Regions from separate parts of the Homo sapiens genome. Here region 1 is linked to region 2. Evidence: read pairs that join two places in POLR2A ChIA-PET (ENCODE). Cell type or tissue: Panc1. All regions are shown on one strand. Links, peaks and the distances in the headings refer to the core of each region. The heading gives the core; the rest is flanking DNA.

The links. Peaks named below come from ENCODE experiments on the same cell type or tissue, not always from the same donor. Only the 100,000 strongest peaks of a DNase experiment are listed, where the experiment ranks them.
Region 1: POLR2A ChIA-PET joins it to region 2 with 7 read pairs; 2 of 35 experiments call an interaction of 5 or more read pairs at or near these places.

The regions. Positions count from the first base shown.
Region 1 is chr10:93,427,561-93,434,944 of GRCh38, forward strand. MYOF (myoferlin) reads right to left here. Exons shown (of 54, transcript NM_013451.4): 4 at 3,848-3,956. Among named protein-coding and RNA genes, the nearest start is that of MYOF, 51 kb to the right of the region's middle. In Panc1, for the core only: no CTCF peak of the experiment used is centred there; no DNase peak of the experiment used is centred there; H3K27ac peaks cover 3,100 bases.
Region 2 is chr10:93,169,049-93,176,432 of GRCh38, forward strand. No RefSeq gene overlaps it. Among named protein-coding and RNA genes, the nearest start is that of CYP26A1, 99 kb to the left of the region's middle. In Panc1, for the core only: no CTCF peak of the experiment used is centred there; no DNase peak of the experiment used is centred there; H3K27me3 peaks cover 283 bases.

The sequences.
Region 1 (7,384 bases), core at 1,767-5,766, 260 kb after region 2:
CAAAACATGTATATAAAGTTGTGATTCATAAAATAGGATAAAAAAAGGAGAATTGAATCTGGCTAAAGAGGAAACAAATATGCAAACCATAAAGTTAAATATAATTGCCATTTCTGTTGCATAATCTGTGACCTCCGAAATGCCTAGAGCCAAATGAAAAGGGAAACTGAAAACATTATGTAGCTTTCACTACCAACAGAAGGAAACATACTAGTTCCTTACAAGAGACAATGTTATTCCTACTTATAAGAGCTGAGATCAATTTCTCACATGGAGCATTATTTTAGGGCAGAGTTTGCTGTATACAGTACTTTTTAATTTCATGGACCCACAAAATTTCAAACAATTTGCTAGGGGAAATCGACATTGGGTTGCTAACTTGTATTTTGCCAAACACCTGCCCACAACTATCATCTACTATCACAATCATTTTATAAAAGAGAGGCATTTTAACACCAAAAATGAGAAGAGACAAACCTCAGAATAAAGGGAGTCCTTTGCAAATAAGGATGGCACACACGTACACACACACATATGCACACACACACAAGGTGACCAGATAAAATCTGGACATCTGGACAGGACATCATATTTAGGACATAGTTACACTGAGAAATTATTCGTTTTTTATGTGAATTTTTTTTTTTTTTTTTTGAGACAGAGTCTCACTCTGTTGCCCAGGCTGGAGCACAATGGCACAATCTCAGCTCACTGCAGCCTCCGCCTCACACCCGGGTTCCAGTGATTCTCCTGCTTCAGCCTCCTGGGTAGCTGGGATTACAAGCACGTGCCACCATGCCCAGCTAATTTTTGTTTTTTTTTTTTAATAGAGACGGGGTTTCACCATGTTGGCCAGGCTGGTCTCAAACTCCTGACCTCAGATGATCCACCCACCTCAGCCTCCCAAAGTGCTGGGATTATAGGCGTGAGCCACCTTGCCCAGCCTGTATGTGAATTTAAATACACATCCTATGCTTTCATTTGCCACTTTTCCTACATCTGGTAAACACACACACACACACACACACACACACACACACACACACACACAGTGCATTGCCCTTTTTCCATTTTTCTGTTCATCAGTGAATACTCCCTCATATACTGGCACATCGTGTGTCTTGGAACTACTGCTCTGGAAGGGACTGAACAGGATAAGGAATACGACCCTAGCCACAGTTTCACAGCACACAAAGAATCATAAGAGCAGCATCTCATGGCTGAACGCAGGGAGCACTGAAGGGCTTAGTTGCTAAACTGAATCTAAGAATCAAACTTTTCAAACCTAGAAGAACACACAGACAACCACCCCCTTGATCTGTGGTTTTCATGCTGTGTTCTATAACCTCAGGATTCCCAGAGGTGCTCCAGGGACCCCCAAAAGGGTAAGAGGAATTACAGGGGGCAGGGCTTGAGGCCATTTACTTTCCTTACTCCATGATATGGTTCAGATGTTTGTTGCCTCCAAATCTCATGTTGAAATGTGACCTCCAATAGTGGAGTTGGGCCCTGGTGGGAGTTTTTGGGTCATGGGGGCGGATCCCTCACGAAGGGCTTGGTGCCATTCTTGCAGTAATGAGTGAGTTCTCATTCTATTAGTTATTGCAAGGTCTGGTTATTAAAAAGGGTCTGGCCCCTTCCCCCTCTTCTCTCTTGCTCCCTTTCTCACTATGTGTCACGCCTGCTTCCTCTCCACCTTCCCCCACGAGTAAAAGCTTCCTGAGGCCTCACCAGAAGCTGAGCAGATATCGGTGCCATGCTTGTACAGCCTGCAGAACTGTGAGCCAAATAAACCTCTTTTCTTTATAAATTACCCAGCCTCAGGTATTCCTTTATAGCAGTGCCAAATGGACTAACACACTCCACTGAATCACAACAGTTCTGCCATTCTAGGGGTCTACATATGCTTTCTTCTGTGCTTTAAAAAAAGAAGGCAGAAAAATCATTGACTTATACCATCTTTCCTCAGAATCATTTCTCTCAGCTAGGTTTTGGGTAAACAGATGATAGCCAACATTTTAAATGTGTGTTTTGATTACAATGCTGATTTGTGGCAAATCTATAAGTTTTAGAGACCAGATCAGCAAAACTGCCTTTCTCTCATATGGCTGTTGAGAGCCTAGCTTTGCTTACAGGGACTGCATCTTTTAATGTAAATTTCTCTCCCTTTGCCCAGGCTCCCAAGAAAAATAAATTGATTGGAAAATGAAGGGGTTGGAAGTTATGGGCCAAGTACAGTATCTTTATGAGTGCTTCTTATTAATTATATGAAATCTGGGACTTGCGACACTTGAGTCATTTTTTTTTAAAGCACATGCACTAGAGAAAGAGAATTCTGGTCTTGCATCAGAAAATATTAAGATGTACTTATTTTTTTAATTTTTTTTTTTTTGAGATGGAGTCTTGCTCTGTTGCCCAGGCTGGAGTGCAGTGGCGCGATCTTGGCTCACTGCAACCTCGGCCTCCTGGATTCGAGCGATTCTTCTGCCTCAGCCTCCCAAGTAGATGGGACTACAGGCACGTGCCACCATGCCTGGCTAATTTTTTGTATTTTTAGTAGAGATGGGGTTTCACCATGTTAGCCAGGATGGTCTGGATCTCCTGACCTCAAGATCCGCCCGCCTCAGCCTCCCAAAGTGCTGGGATTACAGGCGTGAGCCACCGCGCCCAGCAAGATGTACTTATTGAGAGAGGCTGTGACCAGAAAACATCCAGCACCCAATGTAATAAAGATTATGAGGCCAGGCGTGGTGGCTCATGCCTGTAATCCCAGCACTTTGGTAGGTCGAAGTGGGAGGATCACCTGAGGTCAGGAGTTCGAGACCAGCCTAACCAATATGGTGAAACTCCATCTCTACTAAAAACATAAAAATTAACTGGGCATGGTGGCACGTGCCTATAATCCCAGCTACTCAGGAGGCTGAGGTAGAAGAATCACTTGAACCCAGGAGGCAGAGGTTGCAGTGAGCCGAGATCATGCCACTGCCCTCCAGCCTGGGTGACGGAGTGAGACTCCATCTCAAAAAAAAAAAAAAAAAAAGATTATGATATTACAGTCTTCATATTCCAAGCTTATGTCAATGAACTGCCTTCTACAGAATGTTTCAAAGAATATCTGACACACAGAATTATACATAACCACACAAATGTTAACACCCACATGGCTAAGCACAGAGCTACACCTAGAGGGGGTCACCCTCACTCTATAGAATTATCTCATAGAAAATCAAATCTATCAAATTTGCTAGTTCTGTGATTGAAAGTATAAAATAAGGTCCATGTCGTTTGCAAACGGGCCCAGTTTTTTATTTAAAGCACACACACTTGAGAAAGATCACCAGAAAAATCTCAAAACCAGATTTTTTGTGTGTGTGGTTAGCTAATTACCAATTGATACCTTTTCCTTTTCTTTTCTTTTTTCTTTTTTACCAATTGGTTCTGACAATTTAGACATTTTTCTTTTCTTTTTTTTTTTTTTTTTGTTTGAGATGGAGTTTCTCTCTTGTCACCCAGGCTGGAGTGCAATGGCATGATCTCGGCTCACTACAACCTCCATCTCCTGGGTTCAAGCGAGTCTCCTGCCTCAGCCTCCCAAGTAGCTGGGATTACAGACACCAACCACCATGCCCAGCTAATTTTTGTATTTTTAGTTGGGATGGGGTTTCGGCATGTTGGCCAGGCTGGCCTCGAACTCCTGACCTCAGGTGATCCACCCAAAAGTGCTGGCCTCCCAAAGTGCTGGGATTACAGGTGTGAGCCACCACGCCCGGCCTTAGACCTTTTTCTTAATGAAATTTTGCTCAATCATCTCACTTCAAAGCCATTCAATAAGAGAGAAAACACTCACCCCAGTATCTTGCCCTTTTTCATTTAGCAGGGAGATCAGCTTGTACGGCAGGGATCTGCTCTGGTCACCAGTCAGGTCCTTCAGGGCTACAGTCGCCGTGCCAATTAATCTGCAGGGAAAACAGGAAAGCACATAGCAGCCTAAGTAGGAGATAGGCTTCCAATGACTCAGGACCTCTCAACCCCTACCTCTTCATCTGTTAAATCATTGAAGTCACTATAATGAGATGTGGGCCATTTTGCTATTAGCCTCGCAGGGCATTTTGGCAGTAAACATATCTGCCATCACTTCTCCATTACAAGAGTCAAACTCTGGTGCCTATGAAATTTCTTTCTTTTCTTTTTTTTTTTTTTTTTGAGACAGACTCTTGCTGTGTCACCCAGGCTGGAGTGCACTGGGGTGATCTCCACTCACTGCAGCCTCCACCTCCCAGGTACAAGTGATTCTCCCACCTCAGCCTCCCAAATAGCTGGGATTATAGGCACCCACCACCACGCCCAGCTAATTTTTGTATTTTTCCTAGAGATGGGGTTTCGCCATGTTGGCCAGGCTGGTGGTCTTGAACTCTGACCTCAGGTGATCTGCCCACCTCAGCTTCCCAAAGTGCTGGGATTACAGGCGTGAGTCACCACTCTCAGCCTGAAATTTCAACAGTCATGAATGAGATAGAGGGGCAAGAGGTAAAGACTGAATAGAGTGGCCAGACACAGTGGCTTATGCCTGAAATCCCAGCACTTTGGGAGGCTGAGGTAGAAGGATCAATTGAGTCCAGGAGTTTGAGACCAGCCTGGGCAAGATCATGAGACCCCATCTCTACAAAAAGTTAAAAAATTAATGGGGTGTGATGATGCATGCCTGTAATCCCAGCTACATGGAAGAATAAGATGGGAAGCTCACTTGAACCCAGGAGGTTGAGCTTGCAGTGAGCTATGATTGTATCACTGTACCCAGGCTGGGCGACAGAGTGAGACCTTGTCTCAAAAAAAAAGAAAAAGAAAAAAGAAAGACTAAATATAGCACCCCACTACCCCCCGCCAGAATCCAGGAAGAGAGAAAAGTAGGACAAAATTCAGTAAGAGAGGAAGGCATTTCTCTGTAATAGAAATGTAAAAGGACCCATAAATCTTTGCCCACTGTGAAAATATCCCCCCAAGTAGACCTTCTAGGGTTGTAAATAGGTTGCTAGTTCACTGATAGGGTTAGCTTGCTGTCCCCTGTTTGATGGTGCAGCATTCAAACGTTCAGTGTGTGTACTTCTCTCTTCCTAGAACTTGGTGGATAATATCAGCCTCTGCCACTTACCCATCTATCTCCTATCATACCTAACATATTGGTACAGAAGTACCCTCATGTCTCTGCTCATGAGGAAAGCCCCCTCGACTCAGGGATTCTTGCCTGTTTTACTCACTACTCTAACACAGTACCAGATTATAGTAGATACTTAACAGCAGGTTCCTGAATGAAGGAAAGAATAAATAAGTCTACATATATTGAGAATTAATACTCAAAACATTTTTATAGTTGGGGAACATGATCAAAAACACATATAGAACACACATTAGCCAGTCTATATAAAAATGTAACCTGTGAAAAAGAGCCTGTAAATTGGGGTTATAACATGAAACATGAATGAGAGTAGGTAAAGCGAGGAAGTTCCTTGTGTGAAATCCAATCAGAAAGACAAGAGAGTCACATGCTTTCAGTATGTATCCCGAAAACGGACAGAAGAAATATTTAGAATGTTTTATTTATTTATTTATTTATTTTGAGATGGAGTTTCGTTCTTATTGACCAGCCTGGAGTGCAACGGCGTGATCTCAGCTCACCACAACCTCCGCCTCCCGGGTTTAAGCAATTCTCCTGCCTTAGCCCCTCGAGTAGCTGGGATTACAGGCATGCGCCACCAAGCCCAGCTCATTTTGTATTTTTTCAGTAGAGATGGGATTTCTCCATGTTGGTTAGGCTGGTCTAGAACTCCCAACCTCAGGTGATCCACCTGCCTCAGCCTCTCAAAGTGCTGGGATTACAGGCGTGAGCCGCCGCGCCTGGCCCAATATTTAGAATTTTTAACTGTTACTTACTTATATCCTGTCTACATCGGCACTGACTTGTACTAGCAGATAACATAGAAAATCATTAGCATAAAAATAGAAAGCTAAACATTGAGTCCTTAAAGTGATAGAAGAGATTCCTTATGCCAAAATATCCGGGTGAGGAAACTGTAATTGAACATTTCTATGTAACTCTGGGCTTTTGGGCAAACATGATAATCAGGAAAATTCATCTTGTGGAAATGCATTTTATTTTAAAATATAATACAGTATATTTAAAAATTAGAAAGTAAAAGTTGTTTCTCAGAGGTGCTCCGGGTACGCCACATGGCAGCATAGGCACATCTTTTGGAAGTGATAGATGTTAGCAGCAACTGTATTATTCTCCCCAATCCTCTTCAGTCTTCAGAAATAGGACTAGATTTTAACGCTGGGGTCTGTAACCCAACCACATAGGTCCAGAGACTTGGCAATATTAATAAGTGCCTTCACTTTCTATGAATAGGATATTGCACAAGACCAGGAAATTGCTATAGCACCCTGTTTCACCCAATTTACCCAATGACAGGAGCCCCCTGTACATGGTTTCTTGGAAAAGTGCACTTTCTTGTAAAGAACACCACACAAGACGATCAACAACTGCGATGGACTCTCATCCCTTCTAATATCACAAGCAGAATTTGTAGTTGGGGCCAGGTGCGGTGGCTCATGTCTGTAATCCTAGCACTTTGGGAGGCCAAGGTGGGTGGATCACTTGAGGCCAGGAGTTCAAGACCAGCCTGGCCAACATGGTGAAACCCCGTCTCTACTACAAATACAACAAATTAGCCAGGTGTGGTGGTGCGCACCTGTAATCCCAGCTACTTGGGAGGCTGAGGCAGGAGAATCACTTGAACCGTGAGGCAGAGGTTGCAGTGAGCCAAGATCAGGCCACTGCACTCCAGCCTGGGCAACAGAGCAAGACCCTGTCTCAAAAAAAAAAAAAAAAACAAAAAAGAATCTGTAGTTGGCAATGGAAAAGAAAATTTTTGCCTCCAGAGGGACAATAGGGAACTTTTCAGCCCTTTTTGGTCAATACAGAAATTAATTCTCAGTCAATGCTGAGAATTGGTGGGAATTTTCTCCTGTTTTGTTGTTGTTATTGCTTTTCCTGCTGCTGTCATACATTTAACTTCTACATGTTACAAAACCATAATTTATTGTTATTATTTTTTTCTCAAAACAATAAATTATCTTTTAAGGAAATTTTAAAAATAAAACTATCTTTTACATTAACAGAAAAAAAGATTGGATGGGAATTTTACAGAGTATGTTTTTAGATCAGTATGTTTTTTAGGCTTTTTTACAGGAGTATTTTTTTTCTCCTTACTTAGATTTTTATTCCCGTGACATACTGAAGACACCCATTACTCCATCTCCACCAGACAAAACAGATGAGCCTCCAAACAAGGTGAAAGCCCCGAAAATCTCTTCCACATCTCTCTCA
Region 2 (7,384 bases), core at 2,114-6,113:
AATAGTACCCACTCTATAGGTTTATTATAATAATGTAGGTGTCCCTGAATTTATTTATTTTTGTTTATTTATTTATTTATTTATTTTTGAGACGGAGTCTCGCTCTGTCGCCCAGGCTGGAGTGCAGTGGCGCTATCTCCGCTCACTGCAGCTCTGCCTCCCTGGTTCACGCCATTCTCCTGCCTCAGCCTCCCAAGTAGCTGGGATTACATGCGCCTGCCACTACACCCGGCTAATTTTTTGTATTTTTAGTAGAGACAGGGTTTCACTGTGTTAGCCAGGATGGTCTTGATATCCTGACCTCGTGACCCGCCTGACTCGGCCTCCCAAAGTGCTGGGATTACAGGCATGAGCCACTGTGCACGGCCGGTGTTCCTGAATTTATAAATTTTATGACTTATTAACCTTTCAAAGGGATTTTGGGAACTGCTATTAGTTTGACATTATTTTTGGTCAAATATGATTAAAAACAAAACACAAAACTTTCATTCACTTTGATAATCACTTTATAAAAGAAAGAGGATTTTAATGTAAAAAAAATCTAGAAAAAGAACAATCTCAATGTAAAGAACATTAAAAATACTTTTTAAAAAACTTTCACTATTAATAATTATAGAATAGGTAATTTGGACCAACCCTACTGGTGAGGATAAGTAGAAAAGCTAAACAAACTATATTTTTAAAAAATCTGTTTGTAAACATTAGAAAGACATAGAGATAGTGAAGAACTACTGGTACAAGATCCAAGAAAAGAAGGAAATCCAGAAAGGTAATTCTGGCACTTAGGGTGTTTGTGGAATCTGGAAGAGGTGGTTGAGAGAATGACCTCTTCTTTTAACAGTCTCATGGGGCTAAGGGAAAAAAAGTTGCAATGTAAGGCCTGAAAAAGTGATTGGCTAACCCCTCCCACTACTGTCTCTTTGAGTTAAGATCTTGAGAGGCTACACCTTAGGTGTAAAGGTGAACTTTAGGCTTTCTCTGCCCAGCTTTGAATGGTATCAGTCCAAGAAATTGGGTTAGGGTAAGCCTAGATTGCTAGTGCCCCTAAGCACCTGGAATAAGCAAATATAAACCCTTTCTAGAAGAAGATAATACCCTGTCCCTCAAAATAATTTTACAAATTGTTTTACAAACACAACATGTGGCACACAATAAAAGATAACCAGACACACATGGAGACAAGACAACACAAAATAAATCAGAAGAAACAACAGATAATAGAACAGTCCCGTATAGACTCTAGATATTGAAATTATTGAACACAGACTTTAAAATAACTATGCTTAATATTCAAAGAAAAAAGGACAAGATTGAGAATTTTGTCAGAGACCTGAAAACCATAATAAAGGACTTGGTAGATTTGAAAAAGAATCAAGTAGAAAACTTAGAAATGAAAAAAAACAGTAACCCAAATTATTAATACTATTGATAGGTTTTATAAAGAATAGATACTGTTGAAGAGAGAATTAGTGAAGTAAAAGATATGTCAGTGAAAAAGATCTGGAATGAAACATAAAAAATTCAGAAAGGATAGAAAATACAGATGAGAGAGTAAGAGACACAGAGGATGAGAGGATCTAACATACATGTATTTGGAATCCCAGAAGTAGAGTCGGGGAGACAAGGCAGAAGTAATTATTTGGAATTCAAGGCTGAGAATTTTCCTAAACTGATAAAATCATCAAGTCACAGATTTAACCCCAAACAGGTAAATATAAAGAAATGCACCTGGATACTTCACAGTAAAACTGCTAAAAACCAAAGACAAGGCCGGGCGCGGTGGCTTATGCCTGTAATCCCAGCACTTTGGGAGGCGGAGGTGGGCAGATCACCTGAGGTCAGGAGTTCGAGACCAGCCTGAAACCCTGTCTCTACTAAAAATACAAAAATTAGCTGGGCGTGGTGGCATGTGCCTGTAATCCCAGCTACTTGGGAGGCTGAGACAGGAGAATCGCTTGAACCTGGGAGGTGCAGGTTGCAGTGAGCTGAGATGGTGCCATTGCACTCTAACCTGGGCAACAGAAGCAAAACTCCATCTCAAAAAAAAAAAAAAAAAAGCAAAAGACAAGATGTCTTAGTTTTGTGCTGCTGTAACAGAATACCTGAGATTGGGTAATTTATGAAGAAAATAGTTTTATTTCTTACAGTTCTGGAGGCTGGAAAGTCCAAGACTGAAGAGCCCATACCTGGCAAGGGCTTTTGTGCTGTGTCATTCTATGGTGGAAAGCAGGACAAGAGAGTGCAAGAGAGCAAGAGATTGCCAAAGTCACTTTTACAACAAACCACTCTCATGATAATGACATTAATCCATTCATTGCCTTCATGACCTAATCATCTCTTAAAGGTCCCACCTCTCAACACTATTTTATGGGGGATTAAATTTCCAACACATAAACTTTGGGGGACACATTCAAACCATAGCACAAAACGAAATCTTAAAAACAGTCAGAGAGGCTGGGTTCAGTGGCTTACGCCTGTTATCCTAGCACTTTGAAAGGCCGAGACAGGAGGATCGCTTGAGCCCAAGAGTTCAAGACCAGCCCAGGCAACATGGTAAAACCCCATCTCTTCAAAAAATACAAAAATTAGCCCGGCGTGGTGGCGGGCCCCTGTAGTCCCTGCTACTTGGGAGGCTGAGGTGGGAGAATCACCTGAGCCCGGGAGGTTGAGGCTATAGTGAGCCGTGTTCGTGCCACTGCACTCCAGCCTGAGTGACAGAGTGAGACCCTGCCTCAAAAAAACAAAACACAACAAAATGAAAAACAAAAACAGAAAACAAAAAACAGCTAGACAGAAAGCAACATTTAGACTAACACTAAACTTCTCAAAAAATATAATGAATGCCTTCACAACAGAAACAATGGCAGGCAGAAAACAATGGGATTATATATTTAATGTAGTTAAAGAAAATAATTGCCAACCTGCTATTCTAAAGCCAGGAACATATCATTTAAGAATGATAACCAAAGTCAAGAAAATGTATCATCAGCAGATTACATGAAAGGAAGTATAAAAGAGTGTTCTTCAGACAGAAGAAAAATAATCCACATGGAAGGTCAGAGATTCAAGAAATAAGAAAAAAGGCAAAAATGTGGTAAATCTAAATGTGTATTACTCATATAAAACAGTTATAATATCTAAGGAGGCTCAAAATGTAGAGTTAAAATACAAAAGCATGGTATAACATTATGGAGGAGAGAGTACTAGGAAATGAGTAAAAGTATCAAATAACACTAGAACCTGATAAATCAAGGATGAGTGTTATAATCTCTAGGTGTTGTGGTCCAAATGTTTGAGTCCCCCCAAAATTCATGTTGACCCCTAGTCACCAATGTGATGGTATTAGGAGGTGAGGCCTTTGGTGGGAGGTGAACAGATCACGAAGATGGAGCCATCATGAATGGAAGTAGTGCCCTTATGAAGGTGACCTGAGAGAGACCTCTTACCCCTTTCATCACGTGAAAACATGTGAAGAGGTACCATCCATGAACCAAAAGGCAGACCCTCACCAGTCATCAGATCCACTAGCACTATGGTTTTGGACTTTCCAGCCTCCCAAACTGTAAGAAATAGTTACCCAGTTTATGATATTTTGTTATAGCAGCCTGAACAGACTAATGCACTAGGGTAGCCCCTAAAAATTAATATAGTGTGCATATCTCCAAACCAATAATGCCATGGGTGGAATAATAAAACAGTATTTTATTAATCCGAAAGAAGACAAAAGGAATGCAAATCAGACAGGACAATTCAGAATGCAAACTATAACATGGCAGCTTTAAACCCACATAAACTAGTAATTAAGCTACATGTAAACAGATAAAGTGTCCAATTAAAAGACAAAATAATCAAATTTTTTAAAACCCCAAATCTACATATTGGTATATATTAGGCATATATAAACTATAAGGGAGAAGTCCTGTTCGACATTGATAACGGCCAGGGTGTGGAGTGGGAGGACCGTGTGTTCTTATTTTTCAAGTAGGAATAACCAAAATGTAGTAATAGGTAGCTTTGTTAAGCATTTACTAAATAACTAGGCTAAGCATTTTATGTGTTTTTTCTCAGTTATTAATGTCCAGCAGGTTTTCTTCATTGACTTTCTCAATAGCAGTCACACCAAAGGCAATGTGACCAGGGATAGCAGGGGTTAGCACCACTCTGTAGGAGAGCTTTCGGACACAGTTGCTCCCAAATCCAAGAAGTGAAGTTTTCGTTTTTTAGAATAAAAACTCTGAAGCAATAACTCTGATATTTAGTCCAAACAAACCTTCCTTCCCACCCTTAGCCTGCCAACCTTCACTCTCAAACTCAGTCAAAATTTTTAATGTAGAGGTCGAGACCCAAAGGACATCACACTGACTTTGCAGTTAAGAGATGGAAGAAGCATAAGCTTTAGAGTCTGGGATTTTATCCTAACTCTGCTCCTGCCAGCTGTGTGACCTTAGGCAAGTCAACTAACCCACGTAAACTCAATTTCTTCGATAAAGTTGAGGTTACCCTACCTCAACTTACTTCATAGGTTGCGTTGGGATTACAGTGAATGAAAGCTCTTCTATCTTCCACATGGAATTTCCCTCTCTGACTGCTGCATGCATGTAAGCCAGCACTTAAAACCTCAACTCTGAGATCACTTAGTCCAACTTCTGTTTTGCAGATGAGGAAACTGAGGCACAGATATCAGCTGTGTGATCTTGGACAAATTGCTTAATGTCTCTGGTCTCAGTTTTCTCATCTATAAAATGGAGATGGTAATCCTAGCCTGGCATAATTTTTGTGAAGATTTAATGAAGAAGTGTGTACCTGGTACTGGTACTTGGTAGTCATTCAATGCATCGTGGCAGCTACTATTTTTTAAATGAATATTCTTATTATTTTGTGTGGTATTTGAAAGGTCATTCTGCGCTGAGGTATTGAGAGCTGGCAGGCTGCAGCCATTTGGTCACAAACCTTAGAGTTGTTGGGTTGTCCTGGGGAGACCTTCCTCACAGGGTCAGGTAGAGTTCAGTGAACTCGCAAAGAAGCGTGATTTTAGACGCTCCAAGGTACATCCACTCATCTCCTCTCCACTCCCTCTGCCTGTTATTAAACTGGTAGTTTTTACAACATCAATAAAGAACTTTCCTACCCAATTACCCCAGACAATAGGCTGAAAAGCAGTTTCGACTATGAAAACTTCATGTTGGGTTCATTTAGATTGTTTTGCTGTGTCAAATCCTCACTTGAGTTCAAAAGTTCAGCTGAACCATGAACTTTGTAATTTCACAGCAGGCAGTTCTACAAATATAGTGGAAAGTGAATAAACATACAATATTTAAGGTGGGCTTGTCACGTTGTATATAATATAGTTAGGAATGGTTGTAGGTAAAACAGCCCTTAATTTCCAGAGCACAGTGACGTATCAAAAAGAAAGAGGGAAATAAAATTAAACCAAACTGTTCCTTGAGTTACCTGATCTCTGAGGCTTCCAAGGGAATGCACATTCAGTGACTAATCATTAGTGGACAAACTAAAGCCAACTAATCTTCTTAATAAATTGTGAAGTCTTGTATACCTCTTGGTTTTAGCGGTGGCTTTTCTGCCTGTCTGGACCAGGCAGCATATCAAAACAAAAGGGTCATGACTTTATGTATTTGTTAAAGTTAGAATCCACGTTCTCATATAACTCAGGCTTGATTTGACCTGGTTACACAAGTGTAGGTGGAGTGAAATTTTCACAGGAATGAGAATAATGCTGCGTTCTTACTTGTCTATTAATAAATACACGCACACTCAAATTCAGTTCAAGAGCCCCTCATTTTGTAAGCCTTGTGTTTGCAGCTTTAGGGTTGAGGCTAAAGCAAACAAGATAACAAGCCTCCTTGGGTTAGGGTGTCTTTCAGCTTAAACCCAGTGAAATCCTCAATACCGTGGAATGAGATTTCATATTGCATCAACGTATGATGCTTCGTTTCTTACAAAGAAACGTGTTTCTCATTGGATTTTAGGTTGCAGTGTGTAAAAGCAAAGGGACAACTTTCAGGCAGACCATCTGGGGTAAGTGGAGTCAGTCCAAGCAAGGTGTTTTTATATGGCAGCTGTTTATCCCTCTTTGTTTACCAAGGAGTTGGTCTGCAGGGTCACGAGAGGAAAGCTACGCTTGGTCATTTGTGGAAGCAGAGAGGAAGGGATGGGGTGAGAAGGTCAAGTCCTGTGACGGATGGTTCTTCATGAGTTAAATGAGACTGGCTTTTCAAAAGCAGTTTCCTCCCTGTCCTGACTTTCATCTCAAAGTTGCCAAAATTTTAGCTCTAGCCAGCTTAGGACTCTTTTTAGAAAAATCCCCGAGCAGAGATGGTCCGAGGCTATGCTGCTGTCCTGAATGGTGCGTTTTTCCATACGAGAAGGTCTTCTTCGGTTCAGTCAAGAATTGATGAGATTTTTCATTTTTTCCAGACATAAATCATCACAATAAATTTAATGCCTCCAACCAAGAACTGAGAACCATGATGATAAAGGGGGAAAGTGTGGGGTGAAGACTGTGAAATTTGGTTGACCTAGTTAAAGGTGGTCTGTCTTTCTGGTGGGGTTGTGAGGCTGGAAGGAAAAACAAGGTTCGCTGCTTTTGTGGCTGGCTGAACTGGGCTGCCCAGATTTTACGGCTGTTTCTGGTTGACCTGCCCTGTATAGTGGCGCTGCGTGTCTCCTGATGAGGCCAGGACAGGAGGGGAGTTGGTGGCATTCTTTTAAAGAGCTTGTAAGATAGTGAATAATGACAGGAGTTTTTGTTCACTCATAAAGCGTTTATGGAGAACCCACTTCAGGGGAATGATGGCTGAGGGTCTGTCAAGAGGGGGTCGGGTGGGAAGTAAGAGAGATTTCTATGGGGACATATCAAGAGAGGAAATCTGGGAATGGAAATGGGAGCTGTAGTCCGGTCTGCACTCTTTGGTTGTAACTGTAGGACAGTGAGAAGGGGATATGGATTCTCAAGGGACAAAAGTCCCATGGCAGTGACTCTAGAATAAAAGGCAGATGTATGAGAAAATGACAGAAACAAGGCTTCTGAGAGGGTCAGGCTGAGAAGGTCCCATTCAGCTTAGGCAAGGCTGACTGTAGAGAGAGAATGTGTGTGTGTGTGTGTGTGTGTGTGTGTGTGTGTGTGTGCGCGCACACATGTTGAGGGTAGTGGAGACCAGCAGAGAAGACATCATTTCAATGCAAAAATATCCAACATTCCACTCACCATGGATTTGTGCTGTGTCCCGGTGACTTCCTGTCTATATGGATGTCACTCTGCATTAGTTTTTAGGACTCCCAACAGCTGTCTAGAGGGAACCCTAACTAGCAGTTACCTATCAATTTCTTTGTATCAATATTCTTATGTATATATGTATTAGCTCTA